Linked DNA regions of Mus musculus: regions 2 and 3 are each linked to region 1. A link is a loop called in an ENCODE intact Hi-C map of the cell type or tissue named here. Cell type or tissue: heart. All regions are shown on one strand.

Evidence for each region. Peaks named below come from ENCODE experiments on the same cell type or tissue, not always from the same donor. Only the 100,000 strongest peaks of a DNase experiment are listed, where the experiment ranks them.
Region 2: it touches region 1 in a loop (2.7-fold over the local background); 5 of 42 quality-filtered maps call a loop at or near these places.
Region 3: a loop joins it to region 1, with 2.2 times the contacts of the local background. A loop is called at or near these places in 2 of 42 quality-filtered maps.

Annotation. Positions count from the first base shown.
Region 1 is chr2:107,287,343-107,295,342 of GRCm38, reverse strand. Kcna4 (potassium voltage-gated channel, shaker-related subfamily, member 4) reads right to left here and starts at 4,754. Exons shown (of 2, transcript NM_021275.4): 1 at 4,272-4,754; 2 at 1-1,199. The coding sequence starts at 420. In heart, a CTCF peak has its summit at 4,764; a DNase peak (open chromatin) is centred at 4,782; H3K4me3 peaks cover 1,925 bases; H3K27ac peaks cover 1,423 bases; H3K27me3 peaks cover 946 bases.
Region 2 is chr2:107,865,330-107,873,329 of GRCm38, reverse strand. No RefSeq gene overlaps it. Among named protein-coding and RNA genes, the nearest start is that of Gm23439, 17 kb to the left of the region's middle. In heart, a CTCF peak has its summit at 3,808; no DNase peak of the experiment used is centred here.
Region 3 is chr2:107,228,580-107,236,579 of GRCm38, reverse strand. No RefSeq gene overlaps it. Among named protein-coding and RNA genes, the nearest start is that of Kcna4, 58 kb to the left of the region's middle. In heart, a CTCF peak has its summit at 4,646; no DNase peak of the experiment used is centred here; H3K27ac peaks cover 185 bases.

The DNA.
Region 1 (8,000 bases):
AAACCTTCCCTCCTCCTCCTCCTCCTCTTCCTCCTCCTCGTCTTCCTCTTCCTCGCTTAGCTCCCTCAGGATCTTCTCTTCAGAGCCACTGGGCATCAGGTCTGAGCAATGAGGAAAACTGCTCTGCCTGTGGTGGAGTTTCTTCTTCTCAGTTCGCTGACGCCTCCTCCTTCTACTTCCACGGCTACCTTGAGGATCATGGGAGGAGTAGGCCCCACGTGTCTGATGATGGTGGTGGGGGCCTCCACCAGAACCCCCAGTGCCTTCGACAGCAGCCGTGGCAGCTGCGACAGCAGCAGCTGCAGCTGCCCTGGAGTGAGCGAGTCTCTCCCGCTCTCGGGCCCTGGCCTGGGCTGCATAACCATAAGGCATATGGCTGTTGCACCCTGAGCTCTCGGCACTCACCATCGCCACTTCCATGGTGGTGGTTTGGGGAAATGGCTGCTTCCAGTTGTAAGAGAAGAAGAAAGAAAAATAGGGCAGCTTATTTTCTTACCAAATTAAGGTAAGTTTGGAAGCCTTAAGCAGATTGCTTAGAAGACGTGGGATATTTTCAGTCCAACTTTGCATTTTCTGTTTTTAAATCAGCACAGCCTATGCTCCCTCTTCTCAGAGACTCGGCGTTGCTTTCCAGAGCTTGCCTCGTCTAGACAACAGCCTAGTGTTCCTCAAACATAAGTCATGAAATGATGTGGTCTCCCATACACCTACGTGTTGGGGGGTAGATGTTCAAATCTGGAAGTCTGTCTGGGATGCTGTCCGGTGATGACGCCACAAGACTCAAAGACAGCAAGTATCTGACACTCAGAAGTTGTGCCTAGAAAATGAAATATACTTTTTCTTGCATGGAAATTGGCCAAGGCCCAGTCCATCTAATTTAAATAAAATTCAAATAAGTCTTTAGTCTTAGCACTTGCCTTCTACTGATGGCTTGACCCATGTTAAAATGCGGCTTAAAATATGCCCAGCCATTGCTGCTTAGTCTATGAGGGTGGACTCCCAGACCTTCCCTCTAAGGTCATCCAAGCCTTCATGGACCCACAGACAATGCCAGGTTGTAGATAGAGGCAAAGACCTTGGAAGGTAGAGAAGGTGGTAGACGCAGTTCCAGCAGAGGCAAACTCAACACTGAGGTCTCCATAGAAAGCAGGAAATGAAGAGCATCCTTTGGCTAGAATCATTCACAAGAAGCACTTCACCTGAAGAGGGATGGGAAATAAGCACAGGGGAAAAAAAAAAGAATCAAACCATAGAGAGCAAACAGCCCTTTACTCCACATACACTGCTCTTGTCCTCAGGCAAATCATGAAACACACACCAGGAGACCATAACTTTTCAAGAATACGGGGCAGGCTGCTCTAAAATCTCTCCCACTCAGCATCCACCTTGCTCTCTTCTTTTGTCATTGGTTCAGATCAGTCTGTTTGGTGGCAACTCATTTGTTTAGGTCCTGTCCATTCTCAACCCACACGGTTCTTGCTTTCCTCTGCCCCTTCACCAATGCCAGGTTTAATTCTCAATAGTATCCTCTTCATTCCACAACAGTGATGCTCTGACTTTACAGCTGTTTCCAGTATTCATTTATCTCAAGGAATTCTCCTTAAAATTTTCACTCATGGAATGTTGCTGAATTAAGTACCCTTACATTTTTCTTTTTCTTGGGATTAAAGAAGTGGGGAAATAAAACATTTTTCTTCAGTTTAGACTCCACTACTTGAATGATCATCAATTTCCTAATCATAAAATGTAGACAACATAATCAATCCCCTTTACCCCACATTGGTAAGGATCCATGGAGATCATGGATGCTCTCAGGATAGCACACTGTCTATGTACATAGTAAATAGCAACAGATATGTCAGTTATGGATAACACAGCATTAAACTAGGCTGTCATCTATCTACCCACTCTCTAAATTCACAGTCTTTGCCGATGCTCTCTGAGGTGGGGTAAGACAGAACTTGGACAGATATGTCACTATGACACTAGACAATGCCTGTGTGAACCTGGCATTCTCTGACTCCATGAAACAAGCCCCTGTTGTTGTTGTTGTTTTTTTTTATTTCTCTACTCCAGCTTCCTGAACACTCCCTACCACCCACGGCCTAGAAGCAGATCTCAGTTCCCACTTCTCTTGGTAACCATCCCCTCTCCTTGAAGTGCCGTCATGTTCACCTGATATAGTCTTCTGAAGCATGTGGATGCAGCATTTAGAGTACACACTTTACCCACCCCACCCCCCATTTCACTGTATCCTGTTCTTTCGCCCTCCAGTTCACCACACATTTTTTTTTCATATCCCAATCTCTCTGCCTCATCTGCTATCCCTGGCCCTCTTTTCTTACTTTGCTCTCCTAAGTCCATTGACTTTATCTCCTCAGCCAGGACTTAGGAAACTTGCCCCTAACTCTGACCACCTGCTTCTTCCATTTACTCTGGCCAAGAGGACTTCTAAGAATACAGAAAATGAGCCAGAGAATTGGCAATGATGATAACAGGTAGAGTTCTGGGCATCCTCTAGTTTCTATTACTGGAAACACTTCGGCGGCATGAGAGCCATGGCTTTCTGAAGCCATTAACAGGATTCTACCCTTGAGCACCTGCTGCTCTTCACTTTGAGTGTTGGTCCCATAACTTAAATGGCAAACACAGGGCATCACACACACACACACACACACACACACACACACACACACACACCCTTGGTTGAAACCAAAAGACTCCAGAAAATACACCTCAGAAGTTATCCCTAGCAACACCCCCCTCTTCTGTTGTCCTGGTCACATCATCTTACATTCATAAGTGTTTACCGTGGTGAAACCTCTAAGGCCTTGTGTACAAAACCACCTTATGACTACGTTCACTGTGGAATGTCAGCCAACATCTTTTTAAGATTGACAGAATCCAAAAAGCCTGAGAATGTGTTCAACTTCTCAGCACCCACAAACAGTTTGTACAGACACCACTTAAGCCCTGAATAACTGACATACCCATAGATTTACAAATGTGAAGATGTTTCTTCTACTCAAGTAACTCCCCCAAATGTCATGAATTTGAGGGTCTTCCAGCTCACTGTAACTTCTACAAGCTCTGGAACTGCCTTCATTGTGTTCTACAGCAAATGCTTCCTTATTCTTTTATTTATTTAGGCTTGTTAATTACTATTTTTCTAACTCTTTGACATTCAAAAAGAAAACTGTTTTCCTTTCAATTGGCTACTAGTTACCTTACTATCCTAGAGAGACAGAAAGAAGGAAAGGGGGAAGGGAGGGAGAGAGGTAAGTAGGCAGTGAAGCAGGGAGGCATGGTGGGAAAGGGGAGATAGAGAAAAGAAAGTGAAAGAAAGAAAGAAAGAAAGAAAGAAAGAAAGAAAGAAAGAAAGAAAGAAAGGAAGGAAGGAAGGAAGGAAGGAAGGAAGGAAGGAAGGAAGGAAGACAGAAAGAAAAGACAAATTGTAAACCCACCAAACCATTTTTTCAAACAAACCAAGCTGATTTAAAATCTCTCTTTCTCCAGGTATTCTTCTTAGGAGAATCAAGCAGACTTTATGCAAGAGACCTTCTTAACACCATTAAACTAATAGGATTTGCAGGGCACCTATTCTTGCTTCTATGTTCCCAAATACCAACAAGCATTCCCTCTTCCCTTCCTACCCAACAACAACAAGGCTGCTTTCCTTTCTAGATGCTAATTTCTGCAACTGTGTTAGGGTGGTACCTGAACCAAATTTGGGAGAAGGGCAGAGAGGGACAAAATTAAAACATAAAAAGGTGATAGAATCAGAAAAACCAACACCAAGAAACACGTACATCAACTCAACGCACACCATTTATCCAGTCCCTGTGGACTGCTCAAACACTCTGAAAATGCATGCCATCTGAATGTTGGGAGAGGCAACAATACAGACCGGCTCATCAGCTGTTCGCAAAGGAGAGGAACGGTGAGGCTGGGATCAGGCAAAACGAAAATGATGCTGAATCTAAACCCCACCTCGTTGGGGGAACGACATCTTTAATTGCGCCCTAGCCTCCAGACCTGGGTTCCCGCTCTGGCACATTAAGCAGGGCGCACTCGCCCCATCCCCTGGGTTGCCCCTGGAGCGCCGCGTAGCATCTGCACCTCCCTTCTCCCACCTCCTGGTTTATTTTTAACCGCCTTCCATTCATGTCCTTCTGTCACATTCTCAATATTATTTATTCCTCAAATGTCCACAGTTTCTCAACAGCCAAAAGAGTAAGGTGAAGGAAAGATAAGAAAGATCTCATACTTACCATTCCCAGCAAGTGCGAAAAATAAAAATAGACGAAAAAAATCCCCCCCGGTGATTTGTTTCCCCTTTTCCACGCTGCAACAGCTGGAGGAGGGGCAGAATCATTGGGGGTGGGGGCGCAGTACAAAAAAAATCGCTCAGGTTTGGCAGGTGGAGGATCCCAAATATCCACGGAACAAGTTCGGTTGTCTTGGCCAGGGGGCTAGGGGGTATTGCAGAGTCCTCGTTACTGGAGCCCAGAGGTGGAGATTGGGGACGCCCCAAGGTAGACCCCGGAGATTTCTGGTTCCTCTGGAGTTCGGCACAGCAGACATGGGCTGGGAACGGAAGTCAAGGTTCTCCGAAAAAGACTCAAAATCCTAGACAGCAGCGATCACTTGTTAAGCCTGCATTCCTTCTCCAGTATCCATCCCAGTCTTGCTCTCTAGCTGGCTGCAGGAGCAGCACACGCCTCCCCAGGCTGCCAGCGCGCACGGGCGGGGGCGGGGCCTGGCCGGGCCGAGGGTGTGGCCTTTGGGGCTGTCACTAGGGGTGCCTCCCCGCATGGCTGGGCGGGCACAGTCACGACGCTGCGACCCCACCCGTCGGCCCAGCCCCCACGACTGCTTAGCTTCTGGAAACTATCCCAGGAGCACTTGGGTATCACCCCCAAGCGAGGAGCAAATCCCGGAGGCAGATGTGTCCCGTAGGAACTGGAATAGAAGTCCAGGACCGACCACAGCACAGGTGCCACTAGAGACACTGGGAGAGAGGGACTTCGATGAAAGATGCAGTCCAGAAAATGGGGTGGATAGCTTGGGGCAGCTTCCCTTCTTACCCTGATCTTTTATCTCCCCAGACATTGGTCATCTGTTTACCCCTAGAGGTGTGGTAGTAGGGCTCAGGTGCATCTCTGGCCAGACTGCAGGTCCAGAAATCCTCCCCCTCCCCTCCCCGTGAGTACACCCCAACCTTAGTCTCAGCGTTCCTGGAACACTGAGAGTCTGCAGCTTCAGCTGCTGGCCCAGTTGGCACAGAGAAAGATCAACTTTACCCATGTATTAGACCATATGTTAGAGACTGGTCGAATATGAAGTCTGACCCCCGGCGAAGGCTACTGTGTACAGGAGGCTCAAGTCACAACAGGAGGGAGGCTGGAGGGTTATGGACAAACTGTTAAAAATGGCCTAGGCTGGAGCTTTTGAAAGGCTGAGTTGACCCCTCTGTGAAACTGTTGCTGCAAAGATAATTGAAGCTGAACTGGAGAGCCCATGTGGGCCATTGGAGAGGCTTTATATTAGTGCCCCAAACTTTACTGCCATCCACTTGTTTGTTTGTTTGTTTGTTTGTTTGTTTGTTTGTTTAAGTACTCCACATTTCCTATCCTATAAGCAACTAAGTGTGTCTCTAGGAAGGCAACCCCACCCCAGATAAACTTTAGGTGCTTTTTCATTAGTGGTTAGTTTGTGGATGTCTCTGGGACATAGATGTGGTATACAAGAAAGGTTAGCTCAGAGACCGGGCAGGGTGTAGTGGGAGGGGAATCAAGGTGATGGTCAGGTTTGGGTCTTGGGCCATCTCCCTCAGCACACCTTATGGTTTGAATAAGCAGTACGGTACACAGGTCCAGCTACGGGAGCAGATCAGTCCTGGGCTGGTCAGTTGGCACCTGGGTAGCTGTACTCTCCAGCAGCTTTGTTCATGGGCCCTATTGGGCTTCCTTCTTTTGTGATTCCTGATTAATTATTAAGGAAAATATTCCTGAGCTGAATTATAGATATGCCCCTGTGCACTGCACTCACCCTGTCGCTGCTGACGTGGGGAAAGACACCTGGAAGACTGCTTTAGTTGTTTAATTTTTAAAATAATGGGGTGGGGGCTGAAATGTAATTACTGAAGGGGAAACAAGCAAATAAGCTGTAATGTGGGATCTGGTTTTCCTATCTTCTTCCAGTCAGAGCACCTTGAGATTATGGCACAAACAAATTTATCCCAAACACCCTCCACAACCACCCCATCCCTGCCCCACCCCTACCCTGTAGGTGGAGGAACAGAGAAAAGTTCCTACAGGCACCTAGAGAAGCTACTTGTTCCAAGTCGTTCCAAATTGGAGCTCATTCCAGCAAATGGGAGGGACTGACTTCTCCAAAACTGAAAGCAATCATTTTTGATTCCAAAATAAAGGTTAGGTCCTTGTGCAGTCTTACAGGTGCCAGAAAGAGAGGACTGACTTACTGTTAGGCCATCAGAAGGATGTTTTAGAGAATGGTAGAATCAGGGCTGAGGGCATAGGGTATAAGATCTTGGGACCAGTTTCCAAAAGCAATTTGTAAGATCAATCCACAATAGCTATGGAATGCTTCCAGAGAGTTGAAAGATGAGATTGAGTAATGTACTAAAGATAATGGTTGTATCGAAGCTCGGATGTTTTTATTGGATCACATGGAAACTTTGCAAAGTATGCTTATACATGTCACTGGCTATTTATTCTTCTTGTGGTCCAGAAAGTTTTAAACATTTAAATGCCTGAAGTTTTCATAAGCATCTTTCTTTCTTAGGTATCAGGAAGAGAAACTACTAAATAATAGCAACAATTCACCTGAATAGAAGGCACTCTAATGACAATACTCATTCAGAACATGGAACAAGTATTTATTGACTACTTGGTCATGGTATGGACTAGTCATTGAGTGACCATCCCATCACTGACAATGTTCTAAGTTATCTGCATGCATGTTGTCTTGCTTAACCTGCACGACTAAACATTATGTATGATTGGTACTATTCTGTCACTATGATATAAAGAAATTGAGATTCGCATGGGTTATAAAACTTTGACTGAAGTTGTTTAATTTATGATATAGTAGCAGAATTAGCCCTTATATGTGTGGCTTTGCAACATACGGAAAGCTTCTCCTCAGTTTCAGTGATGCCACACAGTCTGTGCCCACGTATCCATGTAAGCAAATACCTGTCACAGATTCACAGATCTCAACCTGTGCTATGATGCAGATATGAAAGTGCCACATCTGAAATACAAAGAACCTTAACAGCATCCAATCCAAAGGAAACAAATAAGGACTTCCAAGGAAAAAAGGAAGTCTGAAGATTCGTGAGAGTGGCTCCTGTGGAAAATAGGTAGGTTCCAGGTGCTAGGGTTAGGAACACTAAGCCTAACCCACTGGAATGGTTAGGTTAAGATCAGACCACCTAAAAATAACATGCCCCACTCTCAGCTCTCTGCCCCCATTCCAGAACAAACATATAAAAACACAAGCATGTACACATATACAGTTATGCACATGCACGTGCAGAGAGAGAGACAGACAGACAGAGAAGCATGCACACACATACTCCATTTTCCCACTTAAGTAATTTTTTTATAAAATAAGAATCATTGCATTTCTCTCTCTCCCTCATACTCTTTGGGTTTGTTTAGAGCCTCACAAACTGAGCTGAGAGATTTTAATTTAATTTAATTTAATTTAACTTTATTTTATTCTACTGTAACCTACAAAATCTCTACCTTGACTAAGTCCTAAAATTCTCATTTTTCTAGAAAACTTATTTTCTTGCCTTTCTTAATCATCACCTAACCAAAACTTTATAAGCCTCCCAACCTCCACACTCACCTATTACCTCGAATAATTTATCCTTGGTTTTGAAGTCTCCCGTTAATGGCACAAATGTTCTAGCTTGCGACATGAAGTCTTTCTTTCTGTAGAATGGAGCAAAACCCAGCAGAATTTCT
Region 2 (8,000 bases), 580 kb before region 1:
TGTGGGTTCATTTCTGGGTCTTCAATTCTATTCCATTAATCTACCTGCCTGTCATTGGACCAATACTGTGCAGCTTTTATCACAATTGCTCTGTAGTACAGCTGAAGGTCAGGGATGATGATTCGACCAGAGGTTCTTCTTTTGTTGAGAATAGTTTTCACTATCCTGAGTTTTTTATTATTCCAGATGAATTTGGAAATTGCTCTATCTAAATCAAGAATTTAGTTGGAATTTTGATGGGGATTGCACTGAATCTGTAGATTGCTTTCATCAAGTTAGCCATTTTAACTATATAAATCCCGCCAATCCATGTGCATGAGAGATGATAAAATTGCAAAGCTTCTTTAAGGCAAGCAACACTGTCAATAAGACAGAAAGGCAACAAACAGATTGGGAAAAGATCTTTACCAATCCTACATTTGATAGAGGGCTAATACCCAATATATACAAAGAACTCAAGAAGTTAGGCTCCAGAGAACCAAATAACCTATTAAAAATGGGATACAGAGCTAAACAAAGAATTCTCACCTAAGGGATACCGAATGTCTGAGAAGCACCTAAATGCCGAATAAGTGTTCACCATCCATAGTCATCAAGGAAATGCAAATCAAAACAATCCTGAGATTCTACCTCACACCAGTCAGAATGGCTAAGATCAGGAACTCATGTGACAGCAGATGCTGGCAAGAATAAGGAGAAAGAGAAACACTCCTCCAATGCTGGTAGGATTGCAAGCTGGTACAACCACTCAGGAAATCAGCTTGGCAGTTCCTCAGAAAATTGTACATAGTACTACCAGAGGATCAAGCAATAGCACTCCTGGGCATATACCCAGAAGATGCTCCAACATGTAATAAGGACACATGCTCCACTATGTTCATAGTAGCCTTATTTATAATAGCTAGAAGCTGGAAAGAATCCAGATGTCCCTCAACAGAGGAATTGATACAGAAAGTGTGGTACTTTTACACAATGGAGTACTACTACTCAGCCATTAAAAACAATGAATTCATGAAATTCTTAGGCAAATGGAAGGAACTAGAGGATATCTTCCTGAATGATGTAACCCAATCACAAAAGAACACACATCATATGCCCTCATTGATAAGTGGATATTAACCCAGAAGCTCAGAATACCCAGGATATAATTCACAAACCACATGAAACTCAAGAAGGAAGACTGTTGGGAGCTATTAAGGCAACGCTATTGTCCTTTTCTCTGAATTGGGCCTCCCCCCCCCCCCCCCCGAGAAGAAAAGGGAGTCAAAAGCGGGCCACCTGAAGCACCGCTTCGAGAAAGTCAGTGCAGGATGTCCTGACCTCAAGATGTACCCTGATACCACCAAGTTCCTGCTTCTCCATGTAGTTGCCAAAGGAAAAATTTCCACTGCCCCATCCTGCCTGCTGAGAAGTACTTCCTCTCTTTCCACTGCCCCATCCCTCCTGCTGAGGTGCATTTCCTCTGCCCCATTCCTCCTGCTGAAAGGCACTTCCCCTTTTGCTTGTGCATTTAAACCTCGGGCCTGGCTAATACATTTGGGGCTTTGATGCATTCCAGAACGTCTCCGTGTCGTTATTCGCACAAGGCCCTCGTCTCTCTCTACCCCCCACTTGGTTCTTAGGAGGAGGTCCCCTAGAGACCCTCGAATAACTGGACCTGCTGGATGGGTCAGAAGACCAAAGTATGGATACTTCAATCCATCTTAGAAGTGGGAACAAAACGACCATGGACAGAGTTACAGAGATGAAGTATAGAGCAGAGACTGAAGGAATGACCATCCAGAGACTGGCCCACTTGGGGATCCATCCATATACAATCACCAAACTCCGACACTGTTGTGGATGCCAAACAGTGCTTTCTGACAGGAGCCTGATATAGCTCTCTCCTGAGTGGCTCTGCCAGTGCCTGACAAATACAGAAGTGGATGTTCACAGCCATCCATTGGACTGAGCATAGGGTCCCCAATGAAGGAGCTAGAGTAAGGACCTAAGGAACTGAAGGGGTTTGCAGCCCATAGGAGGAACAACAATATGAACTAACTAGTACCACCAGAGCTGCCTGGTACTAAACTGCCAACCAAAGAGCACACATGGTGGGACTCATGCCTCTAGCTGCATATATACCAGAGGGTGGCTTAGTTGGGCATCAATGGGAGGAGTAGCCCTTCATCCTGTGAAGGCTCTATGCGCCAATGTGGGGTAATGCTGGGGCCAGAAATCAGGAGTGGGTGAGTTGGTGACCAGAGGGAGGGAGAGGGATTGGGGAGGGAAGTGTTTCAGAGGGGAAACCGGGAAGGGGAATAACATTTGAAATGTAAATAAAGAAAATATTCAATTAAAAAAAAGAAATTTGTGACTGTGAACAGCAGAAATGCTACCAATGAAAATCCAAAATTATCATGAGCTATTTTTTGCCCTCTTAATAGATATTTATTAAGTACTTAATATGTCTGAATTAATATGCTTGACTGTTGAGTAAACCATTCGGAACATATTTTTAGGGGACTGCTAGCATTTGCCAAACCAAACACTAAGTTTCATTAGGCACTGTCTGAAGCCAGTGGTGGTCATTTTTTCTTTGTTTTGCTTTAACCTAACTTCCTGCTGTTACTACCAATGCAGTTGGTAAATGCTCTGACCAGTGATTGCTTTTTTAATGGTGTGTAGATAAATGTTCAGGTAATCACCTTCATTACAGAATATACAGTTTGGGGCAACCAAAATTTGTATCCCTGAGCCATGATTACTAAAAATTAGCTCAGGACTAGATAGCCATTATTCTATTTGAGGGAAAGGTTGCGTTTTATATTGATAGAATTTACTAATCCAGCACTCAAAATTCTCATTTAGAGAAAAAGAGCAGAGGCAAAAAGCACACAAGTTAACTTCCATAATTTAAAATGTACTAAATAGAAGTGTCCTGATGGGACATAATCGGTTGTCTTGTTGCTGTGAGAAAATACTGGACAAGAAGAAATTTAAATTAGAAAGGGCATGTTCTGGCTTACAGTTTGAAACAATATATTCTACCACAGTGGAGAAGGCATAGCAGCACAAGTGGAAGGCTGGCTGGCCACACAGCATCATCACCCAGAAGGCAGACAAGCCTGGATGCTTATTTTCGTCTGCCTTTTTCCATTTCATACATTCCAGGACCCAGCTCATAGGATGGGACCACCCACAGTGAAGGTGCTTCTTCCTACTTTGATTAAACAAACCTGGATGAACCTTGAAAAGCAGGTCCAAGGGCTTATATGAGATTTGATTCTAAATACTGTAAAATGAACAATGAATATTATCCATTGCAAAGGGTTAATCAGGCAGTTACAAAAAAAAAAGTCTGAATTTGCTAAAGTCCAAAAAATTCATCAAAGAACATAGCCAATCAGCAGCAAGAGTGAACAGATAGGATATGATGTCCTCAGGAAGTTTATAAGAAATATTTAACTTGTGGTAATTTCATAAGAGGTTTACTATATTTTTACAAACTTTCAGCACGAATATGTAGAATTCACCACACCATGCTGGCTTGCTTAACCAATGGAGTGTACTCATATGAGGCTTAGGAGCAGCTGTAAGTTATGTAATTAATTAGATGGACACTGTCACTGCAGAAAGATGGAGCCATAACAAGCATAATGAATTATTAACATTCTCTTCCACATTATTAAAAAAAAATCACATAACATAGAGTCATAGCTAATGATGCCAAAAAGAATGAACTACTAAACTGTAAAATCTAAAAATCAACAAATATCCTTAACGTGGTTTTATTTTTCTTCCTGCCATTCTCTAAAAGCACCAGAAGAAGGCAGGCTCTGCACACTGTTGGGAGTACTCAGGCAGCTCTGGATTCTGTTATGTAAAGTTGATTCTTGGCCAATATCTTACTTGTGCTTTGCTGTACCCTGATTGAGCATTTCAGTCTTCATTCAGAATTTTCTTAACTGAATAATAAACATTTGTGTTCCTTTCATTTGACTGATGATTTTAAATAATTGACGATGTTACATATTTATTCACCATAATTGCCACAAAAGACTTTTATCATGACCTTGCTTGTGTTAAATTTTCTGCATGCTTGCTACCTTGATATCTTGTCATTTGCATCCTACATAATGACAGGGATTGTGACCTTGATAGATCTTACTTCTATGATTAGGTTACATCATATAGCTCTGCTGACATTAATATAGGATCATTTATTTTCTGGGTCTAAAAAAAATGCACAAACATTCAAAAAGCAAAAATTTCACCTAGTAACTAAAGAAATCCAAAGAGTAGAAGCAGGAAAAAGATCTTATACTTTATGGCTGATGGAAAGATGGAATAGACCAGGGATCTATCATAGGTCTGGAAGTTCTTGAGATGTGAGTCCGGCCCAAACTGGTAGTTGACACTGAATCAGGTGCCCCTGCATTAAACTCAAAAGATTACCATTAGGTTTGTCTCCATCTTCTTATTAAGAACTCAGTCTGATTTATAATTTACTTTCAGCCTTGTGCTTCCCAGAGCAAAACAGCAAGTCATCCCAGAGAATACCTCTGACCGAAACATCAACAGAGCTGGGAGGTAACAACTGGGTGCTAATTATTCTTGGTCATTTGCTGTGCAGCAGGAATGTAATGTGAATAAATCTGTTTAAATCTCATAATTCTATGAATAATGACTATTATCCTTATTCTTCAAGTGTAGAAAAATAGAGACTTATCCAATATGTTAGTGAGAGGAAAAGACATGTGTACTGGCTGGTTTTGTGTGTCAACTTAACACAGCTGGAGTTATCATAGGGAAAGGAGCTTCAGTTGAGGAAATGCCTCCATGAGATCCAACTGTAAGGCATTTTCTCAATTAGTGATCAAGGGGGAAAGGCCCCTTGTGGGTGGGACCATCTCTGGGCTGGTAGTCCTGGGTTCTATAAGAGAGCAGGCTGAGGGGGCTGGTGAGGTGGCTCAGTGGGTAAGGGCACCCGACTGCTCTTCCGAAGGTCCGAAGTTCAAATCCCAGCAAACACATGGTGGCTCACAACCACCTGTAATGAGATCTGATGCCCTCTTCTGGTGTATCTGAAGACTACAGTGTACTTACGTATAATAAATAAATACATCTTTAAAAGAGAGAGCAGGCTGAGCAAGCCAGTGGAAGCAAGCCAGTAAAGAACATCCCTCCATGGCCTCTGCATCAGCTCCTGCTTCCTGACCTGCTTGAGTTCCAGTCCTGACTTCCTTGGTTTCCTTGGTGATGAACAACAGTATGGAAGTGTAAGCCAAATAAACCCTTTCCTCCCCAACTTGCTTCTTGGTCATGATGTTTGTGCAGGAATGGAAACCCTGAGTAAGACAACATGGTTCAAAACAAGGCAGAATGAGACACACATCCCATAGCCTTTGCTTACTTTTAAAGTGAAGAAAACCTAGTACACCTAAAGCCGTAAGAGAAAACGCAATAGGAAGCAGATCAGCACACTTTTAAGTCTCCTCTGAAAAACAGAGAATTTGATCTGGGTTGTAGCTCAGTTGTCAGCATGCTTGCTTAGCATTCATGAAGAGCTCGGAACTATCACAGCGCCCTGTACCCATAATCTGGGCATGGTATCTCACACCTGTTACACTAACACGCTCTGGAGAGATAGAATCAGGATGGTCAGAAGTCTAAATCATTCTTGGCTACATAGCAATTTCAAAACAACCTGGACTACAGGAGATTGTCTCTAAATAAATAAATGAATGGATTAATGAATGAATGAATGAATGATGTCATACAATGGAACTGGCATATACTAAAAGGCAAGTAAGTAACCTTATCATTGTCCTTGATCTCTTCATCTAACGACATAGCTTGGAAAGTTATATTTTCCAGCTTGGAAATTTCATCAGTAAATGACATTGAGAAGCATTATTATGTTAGTCCCAAGTTACTATATATATATAAAATGGCATGTGCAATAAATTTCAATCATATTTTGGTAGATTAATTAATGAAGGATTAAAAGATGCCTAATAAAATATTAGAGCAGCCTATTCATATATGTCTTACATGGAACAAGATTATTTTAAAGAAATATTTTATTTAATGATAGTTTAAAAATATTTTAAAATGATATTTTTAAATACACACACATGCACACACACAAATGCACCAACGAAAACGTTTTTTAACCCTTTTGTATTTTAGTATCAGGATGATCTTTAATACTTCCTTATATTCAATTTAATAGCTAAATCTACTGTAAGTCTTTAACTCAACATTCACAGGACTCGCTGTTTGTTCCTTTCCTTCGTGGGATTAATATCCTTAAAGAAGTTTCTTTCTGTCCTGCTCCTCCTGCTGCCTTTAATGAGATACTCTGGACTGCTATCTGGTGTGATTCTCTCTGATATTAGGCAGAAAATATTTGTGTTCATTTTCCCTGCTAGACTATAATTTTCTCATCAGGAATTGGGGTGTGTGCCATGGCAGTATTTTGTTTTGGCACAAGGTCTGTCATGCAATAGTACCTCAATAAGCTAAAAATAAAACCAAAAAAAAAAAAAAAAAACACCAAAAGACAAAAAAAATTCTTTTATTAGAATAATAATGAATAGACTCTGTGAAAGCATGCCACATATTTTCATGATGTGTTGAATTTTGATCACATTTTAAGAACAGAGGTACTTTTACTGTTACAAACTCATAGTATGTTCTAGACCATAATGGCACACTGAAGAGATTGGCTAGCCTTTGAGGTGATCCTGTGCAGCCTCTCATACAGTAGCCAGCCCTAAATTAAACACAGCATTCAAACTGCATCTACAAAGAACTTAGTTACTCTAAGAGTAAAAGTGATTATCAAATTAGAATGAAAAGGGGAAGAATTAATTTAGAAAGTGTTTCCTTTTAAATGAGTAAGAGAAAATTATGGCTATAGGAAGCAGGTGTTAAGACAGAAGGAGGGGAGGGGAGAAAGGCAGGAAATGAGAGTAAGAAATTGTACTTACTTATTTAGGGTTAGCTATATACACCGGTCAGAAAGCAAATGTTAAAGCATCTCAGCTATGCTGACATTGACCCTGGCTTTGGGCTCCTGGAAAAAAAGATTTTAAGGGACTGTTGAGTAAAGAGCATAGTAATTGTCAACTTACAAAACTCCTTTCCTGGGGAATTTCAGGGCAACAAATATGCAAAGAGACATCCCATTTTGTTACTTTAGATTATTTGGTTTTGTCTTCCTTTTCCTTTGAAGTTTTGTTCAGTGATCTCATTTCAGCAAAGAAAAACCAAGGGTTAGACATAGCAACAGATGTTATCCCCAGGTACTGGAGGATGGAGGAAACAGGATTGAAAATGTGGGGCCTTCTAGGGATGTGACAATGAGCAATCTGAGCACATTACTGAAACCTGCCTCACAACACATATAGTTTGAAGGACAAAAATGTAGCTGAGTGGTAGCAGCATGATTACCTAACATATGCAAAAGTCTTGTATCAATCTGCAGTACATGGAAGAAGACAGGACAGAAATAAGGAGGGGAAGAAGTCTGGGGAAGGGACAAGGTCAGATGGATGAGTCTGAGTAGCATCAATTTTGATCGCTTTCTGGATTGAAATACCTCCACCAAAAATTAATTGTAGAAATCCTGGCACCAAATTTAACTGGTTGAGTAGTCATCCCTCCTGTAAGCGAGGAATAATGGTGGTCTGGACAGTTCTCTAGGTTTGGAAGAATAGATTACAGTACTTTCTTGTTCCACCATGGTGTTCAGAGTAACGTCTCGAGGAGCATGCTGTGGGCAGGTAGCCATCTCCAAATCTGGAGAAGAAACCTCACCCTTTAATGCTCCTCAAACTTTGATCTTTGACTTCAAATCTTTTAGATGGTGAGAAAAGTAACTCACCTACTCCGTGGTACTCCGTGGTCCTCTTGATTGGTAGTCTGAGATGACTAATATGCCCACGCAGGACTTCCAGGTCCTCCTGAAAGACAAATTTTTGTTTGGTAAATAGGCTTTATGATAAGTTCTA
Region 3 (8,000 bases), 59 kb after region 1:
GAAACCTACATTGGAGACCAACACTATAAAAAAAAAAAATAATTCTATCTGTTCCACTTATCATGTGGTTAATTCTAACTGGCTCCATTCTAACCTGGTTATCCTTTCTTCCCCATTTAAGATTAGTTGAATATTCAATGGGTTTTGGTGGTGGTGGTGGTGGTGGTGGTGGTGGTGGTGCAGTGGGAGTTATACCTAATGCCTTGGACATGCTAGGCAAACACTCTGCCACTGAGGTTGATCCCTAAACCAATCCAACTTTAAAATTATGAGGATTATAGAAACTATTCCATGTATATGCTTTCTTTCTCTTAGTTCTAATAACTCTAAATCAATAAGAACTGATACTCAAGAGGTACAATTCCAAAATGGGAGTTGTAAAGAACATGGAGAAATTAATCACAGAGAGTTGCTTTTTAGTACTACAGACTCCACTCTGAGTATCAATTTCTATATTAGTTTGTTTTCTGTTGTCATGATAAAATGCTGATCAAAACCAACTTGGGTGAGGTAAAGGTTCACATGAATGACATGACAATGCTGGAGTCCATCATATAGAGAACCGTGGAATTGAAGCACAGACCATGGAGGAATCCCATTTACTGGCTCATGAACCCTGGTTTACTCAGTCTGTTTTCTTATTCAGCTTATCTCCACTGACCCACAGGTGTCTGGGTCCTCTTATATCAATTAGCAATTAAGTAAACACCCCCACAGATATGCAAAAGAGCCAATGTGACTAGACAATTCTTCAACTGAGGTTCCCTCCGAAGAGTGTCAAGTTGGCAACTGAAGCTAACTATGACAACAATTATATCTGTAATTGCTATTATTTTATGCTTTTTTATTAGATATTTTCTTCATTTACATTTCAAATGCTATCCCCTTTCCTAGTTTCCTCTCTGAAAGTCCCCTATGCCCTCCCCCTGCCCTGCTCCCCAACCCACCCACTCCTGCTTCCTGGCCCTGGATTCCCCTGTACTGGGGCATATAATCTTTGCATGATTAGTTTCTTTAGTAAATATAGAAGTGTAGTATAGATGAGGTATTTTAATTTTGTAGACTTGAATTTTAAATTCAATTTTAATATTTATTCTCTCTGCAAAATTGGGCATATGAATTCACTTCTGCTTATATATCTGAAAAGTAGGCTTATGAACTGAGTTCATGAGGAACCTTGAAAATTTATTCTCCTAGTAAATTTATACATTCTATGATAGACATAATAATTATAATGCAAATTATAATACAAATGTTGCTTAAAGTTTACTTTTAAAAGATCCAGATACCGCAATACTTCCCTAAAACCACATAGCCCAGCTCAGCTGTACAAATGTTTGTACCACATTATTTGAAGGATTGTTTGAAGCTGCAAAATATGAGGATAGAGAGAGCTGACCTTCTAAAAGTTCTTTCAATATCTCTCCTTCCACTTCTATTCTTAAGCTCAGAAAAAGGAAATGAAAGCATTACAAATTCAGAGAGAAAATAATACAGTTTTTTTTTCCTTTATCAGCTCGCATTTGCAACACTCTTAAAATTAAAGTAAGAGCCAGAATTTCAATATATGGGGTTTTATGTCTACTGACCTAATGGCAAAAATAATGTTCTCTCTTTATGAGGCAAAATGTTAATCCTGACAAGATTATGTTCATCCTTCTAAATCTTACCTCTTATGGCCTCAAACAAAGTACAATCTAAATTATGAAGTGTATATAAAAATGTTTAAAATTCCTGATAATTATCAGAAGTTGGCGGGGAGTAAAATATTTACTCTAATGAATTATGGTTGATGCGATCTGTATCACTGAGGTCCTCCTAGAGAATAAAACCAGGAGCTAGATATAGAGGCACATAATGTGTAACTCCAGTGCCTAGGAATACAAACATATATGTGAACCCAGTCCAGGCTATACAGCAAGATCTTACCTTAAAAAAAGAAAACAAGATGAGGAATACAGAGAAAAAAAAAGAGGGGAGGGGAAGGAGAGGAGAGAAAAGGGGAAAGAAAAGAGGATAAGGAGAAGAGAGGGAAAGGGAGGGGAAAAGAAGATTATATATCATCTAAACCGACTTGATTTCAGAAACTGGTTATTAGGTGACCCAAGAACTTAAAAGCCAGTAGAAAGCAATAGGAGAGATGGTTCGAAAATTAAAAGTACTTGCTACTCTTGCAAGAGGACTAGAGTTTAGTTCTCAGCACCCAGGTAGTGGCTCATAGACATCTATAACTCCTGTTCCAAGGGGTCCTATGCCCTCTCCTGGCCTCCCTAAGCTCAAGAAATTCACATGTCACATATACATACATTCAGTCAAACATTCTTACATGTAGAATGAAAATAAATAACTCCCTTGTTTAAGCTATTGGAGAAACAGTGAGTTGATCCGTAAGTTAGCAGTGTGCGGTAGCTACTATATATGTGGCAACTAATTAGAGAATCTTTGTGAATAAATACATCTCAGGAGACAAGGCTGAGTTGAGAATCACAGCAAGGATTTCAGGGGAGAGCTAGAACCCCAGAGGAGATTCAGTTGCAATAGTAAATGAAAGAAGCTGAGGTGGCCAAGGTGCTAAGCTTCCATCTTTCATCCCCTCTACAACTTGTCTCCAGAATATTCACTGGACAAATCTGCCACCCTAGGAAAATGAAGATCTCTCAAAAACAGTTTGCACAGAGATGGGGAAAGGAATGCATCTGAGAGAAATAAATGAGGAATCAGTTGATCAGTTGACCAGCTTAAGTGGAATCTGTATATATCTAAAGGGTATGGATGGGGGTGTCTAGAGGAGTAGCTCAGTTGATAAAGCACTTACATACCATACATGAAACCCGGAGTTTTCTTCATTGCTGCATAAACCAGATACAGTAGTGCTTGCCAGTAATATCAAATCAAGGTCATCTTAGGCTACAAAATTAGTTGGAGAGAAACTAATGTTTCATGACATTAGAAAACATGTTATATGGCACCGTGACTCAGAGAGAGACAGAGACAGAGAGACAGAGACAGAGAGAGACAGAGAGAGAGAGACAGACAGACAGACAGACAGAGACAGACAGACAGAGATGGAGGGAGGGAGGAAGAAGAGGTGGAGGAGGATGAGGAGGAAAAGGAGAGAATAGACTACATCTAGTTTCTGAGTATGTACCCATCACTAACTCAACTCCACATACAATAATTTATTTAATATCAACTGACTCATGTGCAATGTAGTGTTTCAGACACCTTTCACACTCTAACTTGATTATCTCATAGCAACTGACTTTAGTGGTCACAACACTACAACACGCATCACTTTCTCTCATGCCCTACTGGATGAATGCTCCAGAGGACATTGGCACACAAATACTCCCTCTCTTGCTTCTACTAAGAACTATGCTTATATGCTGTTGACAAGCCTTACCAGTCAACGTTCAAACAAAGTCAAGTGATCAGTTGCCTTAGCTAGAAATCCTTGGTATACCTCTTTATGAAACTGGCTTTTCCTGTTTTCTTCTCTCCTTCCCTGTCCTCTGATTGGAGATTCATCAAGTAGCAGCACATACCATTTCACTTCAGCCTTTGTTTTCTAAAAGAACACAGTGCGTCACTGGTAATAGTGAAAGAACAAAGAAACCAGAGTGAGCAGTATGAGTCATAACATTCCTTGAACCAATTATCTGACTTTTAGAGACTCCTTTATGCCACCTTAAGGTCTAAATTTTATCCATTTAATTGTCAACATTTATTGAAAAGCAAAGAATAATGTTAGATATTATGATGAAAATCTGAAGAGACTTTGGTGTGTGCTCTCAAGGACTTTATATATTCAGGAATTTCAGACATTAAAGTGGAAAATACTGCATCTGTTAGATAAAAATATTCTATATATCACAGCATATCAGTAGTTTAAAGTTCAGACTTTCCACATTTCAGATATGCCCCAAATTATTAGTCTTCAAATATTTTATATTATTCACATGACTGGAAAAATGTCATTATATAGACAAGCTTGAATTTTGAATAACAATTTTTCCAAGTAATATATTTCTTAGCATTATTTAAAGCTGATAAAGTCCTCAGTCACGCCTAATATAGCCACACTTAGAAATAATCAAGGGCATATCCAAAACTCCATTCACATTAATTTTTAACTTTTTATTGATTCTTTGTGCATTTCACATTATGCCCCCCAGTCTCACTCCTCATCCTATCCTGGCATCTGCCCTCTGGCCTCATAACAAATCTCCTAAAATAAAAACACACAAACAAACAAGAAAAAAATATACGAAACAAAACAAACTGTAAAAAATATATCATCATGGAAGCTGTAGTGTGTCACAGCGTGTCCCACTCTATATCCCTCGGTCTACACATCTTCACTTGAGAACATTCACTGCAAAAAGGCATTGCTCTGGTTCGAGGTCTCTGGCTTCTGTGACACCATCAGTATTGGATACTCACCAAACTCTTCCCAGTTATCCTGTTGTTACCATGTCATGGAGAACCTGAAGCTTTGGATCTGCGGGACCAACACTTTCACACACCCCAACAGTACACAGATGATGTAGATTTTGAGGCTGGCCAACTCAGTTCCCTGGATCTGGGCCTATGTGGTAGCTGAGCTGGTTGGCTTGTGCTGTCTCTCCCTTATCTGCACCACCAGGGCGAGCTCTCCAGCACTGCTCCTGGCTAGCTACCCAATGCCACTATCAGCAGGATGCAGTTTCAGCTTTTCTGCTCTGATGCCTTCCAGGCTGGCTCACCCACAGTCATGACTCCAGAGCCCAGTCAAGGCCTAGGACCCACTCTCCCAAGATCTCTAGTCAGGGAGGAGCTGGAATATTCTCAGGCTCTCACATCCTCAGAGTAGGATCACCTACACTGCACTCCCTCCACCAGGGCCACTCCACTGTGTTGTCCAGGACAGGTACAAGGCCCAGTCTCCCACCAGTGAGTTATAGGAATAGCTCTCTTGTTCTCATAACCTTGGGAACAGTTATTCTGACTACTGCAGGTGGCAAGAGTGGGGACATCATCCTTGAGCCTACTCCACCTCACCACAGTCCTCACCAAAGTGGCAGGGCCATCTTTCCTGTGGTCACGCCCATTGGGCTGATTCACTGTGTTCTCTCCACCAAAGCCAGCTCTACTGTGCTGCCCAGGCAAGGTGCAGGACATTCACATAAATTTTTATAACAGAACGTTTCATAAAGAAAAGACATTGAGACTAATACAATGCCCATAAAGAAAAAAAAAAGTCCCACTAACAGCTTGTTGATAGGGTAATAAGCAATCTTAAAAATTAATGTTTGCCTAACAATAATAACATAAAATAATATTAAAGATACATTGAAATTAAAAAATGTTTCATATTTTAAATAAATAGGTAAAGTAATCAGGATCTGTAAGATTATATATTTAAACATAAACCTGAAAGGAAATGCTAGAAAAATGTTAATATTTGTCACCACTGGATAGTACTTTCTCCATATATTCTTATTGTTTCTACAAAGAGTTGTTTTTTATCATTAAGATATAACAGGGCTAAAGTAAAAAAATAAAATACTCTAGAAGTCAATTTACCCGCTCAGCCATTGCTGAGCATTCAGGGGAGCAACAAATTTTGATTTTTATGCTACAAGCTTTCTCCTGTCAATTTACTTGAAACTACCAGTAATGTTAAGTATTTTCTCCACACATATGAAAATCAATAAACAAAAGTGAAATCCCCCTCTGTGTTATTTCATATTAAATCCCTATTTTCATGAAGAATGCTTGCAAAGTAACAATTTGGATGTCCCTTGGAGCTCATTCAGTTGATATCCACCCTGAACAGTGAAATGTTTGCAAGCTACACTGAGATCAGGTGAGAGTTAATAGGGTATGGCGACTGTTCTCAGAGTGGAGAGTCCTAACTTCAAACTCACGTTCCCTCTAGCAACTCTGTACTTGAGCCTTAGTTTCATCAAGTGCAAGATGGAAACAGTAAAAATGATGGGACACATTCTAGTATACTAGGTCATCCTCAACATTTTGAAATATGAAGGAAATAAAGGACACTAAATATCTATTTTTAAAATAAAACACCAGTCAAAAGCCGAAATGAGTTTTTAATTGGATGTTTTATTTATTTACATTTTAAACATTACCAGGTTTCCACGTTTGCCCTCCCGAAACTCCCAATCCCATTCCAGTCCTCCTGCTCCTATGAGGGTGTGCCCCTACCCATCCACCCACTCCCGCCTCCTGGCCCTGGCATTCCCAAACACTGGGGTATCCAGCCTTCACAGGACCAAGGGTCTCTCCTCCCACTGATGCCCAACAAGGCTACATATGCGGCTGGAGCCATGGGTCCCTCCATTTGTACTCTTTGGTTGATGGTTTAGTCTCTGGGAGCTCTGGAGTATCTGGTTGGTTGCTATTGTTGTTCTTCCTATGAGGTTGCAAACTCCTTCAGCTCCTTCAGTCCTTTCTCTAACTCCTCCATTGGGGACCCCGAGCTGTATACTTACAAATATGACAACTTATTCAAATTTGTTTCTGAGTGATTCCAGTTTGAAACAAATCTTTGTTTTATTTTTCACAAGTATGTTATTCATAGGTTTGTTTGGGTCTCTTCGGTTTGGATGTTTTGGCTTGTTTGTTTGAGGGTTGTTATCTATCCTAAGGGTAATTTTACTTCAGTGTACCTTTTTGCATCAGAAAATTTATTTTCTGGATTGCTCTGAACTGCTGCTAAAGTATGCTGTTAAACAATTCTCAACACACTATGCTGCATCAGCCTCTACTACAGTGAATCTCTTAAGTGTAAAACTTAAATCTCTTTCCTGTCATGTTAGCACTATTATGCAATATGGAGCATTAAAGAGGAAAGAAAGAAAGAAAAAAGAGAGAGCGCTAATGTTTTTCAATAAAAGCTCAAAACGCCCCAGAGAGTGAATTTGTTCTTATCATAATTTCTTATGCAAATTGGCTGTTTATTCCGAGGAAAATGAGCTATTGAGTGAGCATTGAAATAGAAATCAATACGTAGACAGTCACAGATCTATCTAAAGTCATTACGTAGGGGAGCTATGAAGAGTATTTTCCTCTAAATTTGGTCAATGTGAATAGAGCCTGAATTTCAGTTTCTTCTCTACAACTTCAGTTTGGTTCCTGCCTTAGTCCTGATGTGGATTTCTCCTGGCTTATAACCTTCTCTATGCAGAAATGGTAACTAGTCAAAGAGAATGATGTCTGGAGAACTTGGGGTAAGAGAAACTTTATATATATATATATTCTTTTAAGACAAGCAAAGATTATAAAAGTCTTGGGTTGATCTTTATGTTTTTGCAAAAACCATGAAACATTTCATGAAAATCCAACAAGGCCCAGTTTCTCTGAAGGAAAAGAAACTGGACTAAAAAATAGCAATAGCACAGTGATGGGCGCCCACTGCCAGGTTTGTACCTCATTAATGTCTGACTGACTTTGCAAACAGGCCTCCATGGAGAATTCCTTTATTAGATGGAGAGAAACAGAACTGAGAGCACTGTTAGGACATGGTCCCTTCAGATACCAGCTAGGTTTTTTTTTGTTTGTTTTTTGTTTTTTTATTTTGGGGTTGTGTTTTTTTCTTAGCATCAGGGAAAATCACACATTTTTCAAGTGAGTTGATATTTCTTTTCTTCTTTAAATTATACATTCTTTGGAGTGTCCAAACTTCTAAGCACCTGTCCAGGCTCTGTTCCTAATTAAAAGCAATGCCTGTTAAAAAATGAATTCACCACTTAGCTCCTCACGGATGAAGGAAAGGGACATAAAACTATAAAGTTGCCTCTCAGAGCCCTAGCAGATCTAGCTGTTTAGTGTTCTCTGACCTGAAGAAAACCAAACAAAAGTAAAACAGAACAGAGAGAGAGAGAGAGAGAGAGAGAGAGAGAGAGAGAGAGAGAGTTCTAGTCTCCAGACACAATTATCTATCACATAAGGTGAGGGGTGAGGTAGAGAGAGCAGCTATAGGGTCAGAATATTATTAC